Linked DNA regions of Homo sapiens: region 1 is linked to region 2. A link is an interaction called in ENCODE POLR2A ChIA-PET data of the cell type or tissue named here. Cell type or tissue: PC-3. All regions are shown on one strand.

Evidence for each region. ChIA-PET counts read pairs that join two places held together with the same protein. Peaks named below come from ENCODE experiments on the same cell type or tissue, not always from the same donor. Only the 100,000 strongest peaks of a DNase experiment are listed, where the experiment ranks them.
Region 1: POLR2A ChIA-PET joins it to region 2 with 10 read pairs; 1 of 35 experiments calls an interaction of 5 or more read pairs at or near these places.

What each region holds. Positions count from the first base shown.
Region 1 is chr20:13,060,418-13,062,917 of GRCh38, reverse strand. All of the region lies in intron 2 of SPTLC3 (serine palmitoyltransferase long chain base subunit 3), which reads right to left. Among named protein-coding and RNA genes, the nearest start is that of SPTLC3, 53 kb to the right of the region's middle. In PC-3, no CTCF peak of the experiment used is centred here; a DNase peak (open chromatin) is centred at 1,337; H3K27ac peaks cover 391 bases.
Region 2 is chr20:11,806,043-11,808,542 of GRCh38, reverse strand. No RefSeq gene overlaps it. Among named protein-coding and RNA genes, the nearest start is that of LINC00687, 63 kb to the left of the region's middle. In PC-3, no CTCF peak of the experiment used is centred here; a DNase peak (open chromatin) is centred at 972; H3K4me3 peaks cover 1,120 bases; H3K27ac peaks cover 1,335 bases.

The DNA of each region.
Region 1 (2,500 bases), 1.3 Mb before region 2:
ATACTGATCATGGACAAGTTATTTATGAAAATAAAAATGGGAATAAGTATATTATGGCATTCCCATATATGGAGTATCATGGAATATTATGGAATATCGTGCAGCTATTAAAAGGAATGAAGTAGTTCTGTATTGGCATATAAATATCTTCAAAGCCAGAGTTAGGGGAAAAAAACAAGTCACACAAGATGTATGATGTGATCCCATAAAGGACAGAGTAAGTACACACGAACGTTAAGTGTAGTTAAGTGCACAGAAGAGACAGAAAAAATGCATGCACAAAGATAAAATAATGCTTGCTTTGGTGCACTAATTCCATAATAAAAAGGAAAAAGAAGAAAACATTAGTTTAAGAAGTGGCTTTTCATTCGGGCTTGTCTTAACCCGCTCATTCACATACTGGCTTTGTGCAAGTGATATGTGTGTGTGTAAATATATATGTTTCTGTATTATACAAATAAAAATATATATCTTGTACATATATATCTACAAAGAGATGTTGGTCTCTGTTGAGTATTCACTGTGGGAGACTATGATCTGATTTTACCAGTTATCTTATTTAGCAAAATATTTCTCGGCCTTTGGTATTTTGGGGTTGCCTTCTTAGCCTATGGCACATGCTCTGCCAGATACAACTGTGGACAACTTTCGCCCCTTCTTGCTTTTTAGCCAGAAGATATTTAGATCCAAGCCTGGTGGGGGAGATGGGGGATTGTGTTGGCCAGTGATTCTGGCTGCATTTAAAGCTATTGGTTTCTTGGTGATAGCTGAGTCAAAGAGTGAGATATGCAGATACCCTAGGGAGGGCCATTCCAGGCAGAGGGCTATGTAAGTGGAAATTACCTGAGGCAGGCACGTGTGGGTAGTGTCTGAGGAAGAGCAAGGAGGTCCTAGTGTCTGAAGCAGTGCTTGGGAGTGAAGAGGAGGAGAAGGGATGAAGTTAGAGACATAAGAGAGGCTGCGTTCTGCAGAGTCTCTGGCAGCTCTGCTTGGAAGGAGATGGGAAGATGTTAAAGGGTTCTGGCCAGACATGTGCTGTGACCTGACTTAGGATTTTAAACATCACATTGCTTGTTAGTGGAGAAGAGACTGTTGGGTTCAAGGGTGGAAGCAGGGTACATCTGAGGTGAGAGGAGATGGTGGTTTGGACAAAGCTTGTAGCAGCAGGGGTGGTAAGAAGTAGTCTGATAACAAATACAGTGTATTTGGAACATACAACTGACAGTATTGGCCTACAGATTTGACTTTGGGTACAAAGGAAAGAGCTGAGTCAAAGCTGACTCACAGGTTTTGTCCAGAGCACCTGGACTGGTGGAGTTGCCATTTACTTACCTGGAGATTGTGAAAAGAACAGGTTTGGAGGGGAAACTCAACCCACAGTTTTGGATGTGTCAAGGCTGAATGACTGCTGATGACTGTGAGCTAGCGCACAGGTGGCCTCGATAGGAACCCAGACACCTGTCCCGTGGTGGCAGGTGGAAGGCCAAGTATATGAGCACAATAGCAGGTAGGTGGTGGAGGGGGCAGGTGGATGGGCTGACCTTTTTCTATTTTCTCAATGAAATAGGAAGTGTGAGACAAAGTAACAAATGTTAGAAGCTGTTTTTTCCTCATTTCTGCTTGCCTGCATAATTTCACAAGGCCCCTGACTCTGTGATGATATGCAGCTTTCTAGAAAGATGCTTCGAAGACAAAACAAGGTAGAGCATATGCACCCCCATGTCTCTTCCCTGAGTCACGGTATTCCTCAAAAGATAAATTACTTCAGAATGTCTATTATTAAAAAGCCAAAACAATAACAGATGTTGGCAAGATTGTGGAGAAAAAAGGATGTTTATACACTGTTGGTGGGAATTAAATTAGTACAACTTCTATGGAAAACAGTATGGAGATTTCTCAAAGAACTAAAAATAGAATTACCATTTGATCCAGCAATCCCACTACTGGGTATTTACTCAAAGGAAAAGGAATTATTATATCAGAAAGATATGTATTTATTGTAGCACCGTTGAAAACAGCAAAGATGTGAAATCAACCTAACAGTCCATCAACAATTGGATAAAGCAAATGTGGTGTGTGCATACACACACACACACACACACAATGGAATACCATTCAGCCACAAAAAAGAATAAAATTATGTCTTTTGCAGCAACAGGGATGCAATGGTAGGCTGTTATCTTAAGTGAAACAACTCACACACAGAAAGTCAAATACTACATGTTCTCACTTCTAAGTGGGAGCTGAATAATGCACACACATGGATGTAGAGAGTAAAATAAGAGACACTGGAAAGTTGGAAGGGTGGGAGGGTGGGAGGAGGTAGGGGAATGAGAAATTACTTAATGGGTACAATGCACATTATTCAGGTGATGGTTATACAAAAAGCCTATACTTCACCACTACACAATATATCTATGTAACAAAACTGCATTCTTACCCCTTAAATTCATACAAATAAAAAAAATTAAAAAATAAATAAAGTAGGACAATCCCCCAG
Region 2 (2,500 bases):
TGAAGCATAGTGCTGGCATCTGCTTCTTGTGGGGCCTCAGGAAACTTCCAATCATGGCAAAAGGTGATGGGGAGCAGACCTGTCACATGGTGAGATAGCCAGTAAGAGAGAAGCCAACTCGTTGAAATTATATATGTTGGCTGGCTAAGGAACAAGTCTAGTGTAGTCTGTCTCTCCTACTGATTACAACTAAAAAATCTGGGCAGAATGTGAATAGAACTGCCCAAGATCTCTGCAAAGTAACCACAGCAAGTGGGTTGAAGATTGATGTCAAAACATGAGTAATGACCCAAAAGGGGTAGAGCAGAGGGGTGGGATATGGCAGGTGAGTTTCGTGTTGTTGTTTTCTTTGTCTGTCAGCATTGTCTCAAGAGGGGGTTTAAGTCCTAGAACTGCACAGCAGGTGCTGAAAGCAAATGCTTTAGGGAAGAATCCCTTCTTTTTGACTAAAGACAAGTAAAAAGGACCTCTGTATGCTGGAGAATGTGGGGAGAATCCCCCATCTCCTTTTTTAAATCATTTACCTCCAGACCCTGCCCAGAGCAGCTCAGTAACTGAGCTGCATAGATGTCTGGCAGTGAAGAAAAACCTAAAACCATGGCAGAAGGCTTGTCTTTCTAGCCAGAGGAGCTAAAAAGAAGCTCCTATTGTCCAGAGTGTGTACAATCCATGCCATTTTTCTCATTCTCTTTTCTTTTTCCACTTAACCTTAAAGTAACCCTATTTACTCAAAAGTACATGACGTTGTGAGAGGCTAAACATCTAAGAAGATTCAATCTTTCTGGCTAGAGATACCAGGGGAAAAAGGTCATTGATTATGGGAACATGTGGGAGAAAATTCAGAGATGAAAGAGCTGAAGAAATAGAATTCCAAATTTCGGGTATGTAATGACATAACTCTTGGACTCACCCTGAGCTAAGTATGTGTGGAACAACACCAAGGCATAGCAAAGATTGTGAGGGCTGAACTACAATATAAACTATGACTCAAATTTCAGGCTCTTCTCCAAGTGCAGCGTGCATCAGCCTGGCCCAAAGAGCACAGTAAAGACTTTGAAAACAGAATTGACATTGGGACCACCATCATTGAAGGTGAAACTTCTTGACAGTCTGAAGCTAATCATGTTAATTATCAGTTACTAAAAAAAATTAACATTTTTTAGATTATAACAGGACCTACAAACTTGCAAGATGAAACTAAAATGTTCTGGATACAATCCAAAATTATGTGACATAATAAGAATGAGAAAAATCTGAAAAATTTACTGTCTTCAAGGCAAAAGACAGTAAATAGATGCCAAACATAAGATGACCTAAGCCTTGGAATAGTCTGTCAAAGACTTTAATGCAACTATTATAACCATCTTCTGTGAGATAAAGTTAATGCTCTTGAAAGATAGAAGCTCTCAGCAAAGACATAAGTAAAAAACTACCAAATGGAAATTCGAGAACTAAAAAAAAAAAATGATAGAGCTTCAACATGCATTTAAAAAAAACCTGATAGAACTGCAAGAAAAAAATTGGCAAATCCACAACTATAGCCTATATTTTAGTATTTCCACTTTAATAACTGATAGACTAGTGTATTCGCCTATTTTCACATTGCTATAAAGAAATACCTGAGATTGGGTAATTTATAAAGAAAATAGGTTTAATTGGCTCATTGTTATGCAGGCTATACAGGCAGCATGCGACTTCTGCTTCTGGGGAGGCCTCGGGGACCTTTTGCTCAGGTGGAAGGCAAAGCGAAAGCAGGTATCTTCATATGGCTGGAGCAGGAGGAAAAGAGTGAGAAGGGAGGTGCTACAGACTTTTTTTTTTCTGTTATTATTATACTTGAAGTTGTAGGGTACAAGTACACACAGACTTTTAAACAACCGGATCTCACAGTAACTCACTCACTCGCTCTCATGAGAACAGCACCAAGAGCATGGTGCTAAACTATTCATGAGAATTCCACCCATATGAGCCAATCACCTTCCACCAGGTCCCATCTCTAACACTGGGGATTACAATTCCACGTAAGATTTGATGGGAACACAGATTCAAACCACATCAAGTAGGTAGTCAGAAAATCAATAAGTATGTTGAAGACTTCAACAAAACACTCTTTGCAGGTGCAAAGAATGGAATATTTACCAAGATAGGAGATATTCTGCATTATATTACAAATCCTTATAAATTTAAAAGAATTAAAGTCCTACTCAGTGATATGGTTTGGCCGTGTCCCCACTGAAATCTCATCTTGAATTGTAGCTCCCACGATTCCCAGGTGTTGTGGGAGGGACCCTGTGGGAGATAATTGCATCATGGGGATGGGTCTTTCCTGTGCTGTTGTGATAGTAATAAATCCCACAAGATCCAACGCTTTTGTAAGGGGGTGTTTCCCTGCAGAAGTTCTCTTTTGCCTGCTGCCACGTAAGATGTGTCTTTCGCCTTCTGGCATGATTGTGAGGCCTCCCCAGCCACGTGGCACTGTGGGTCCATTAAACCTCTTTTT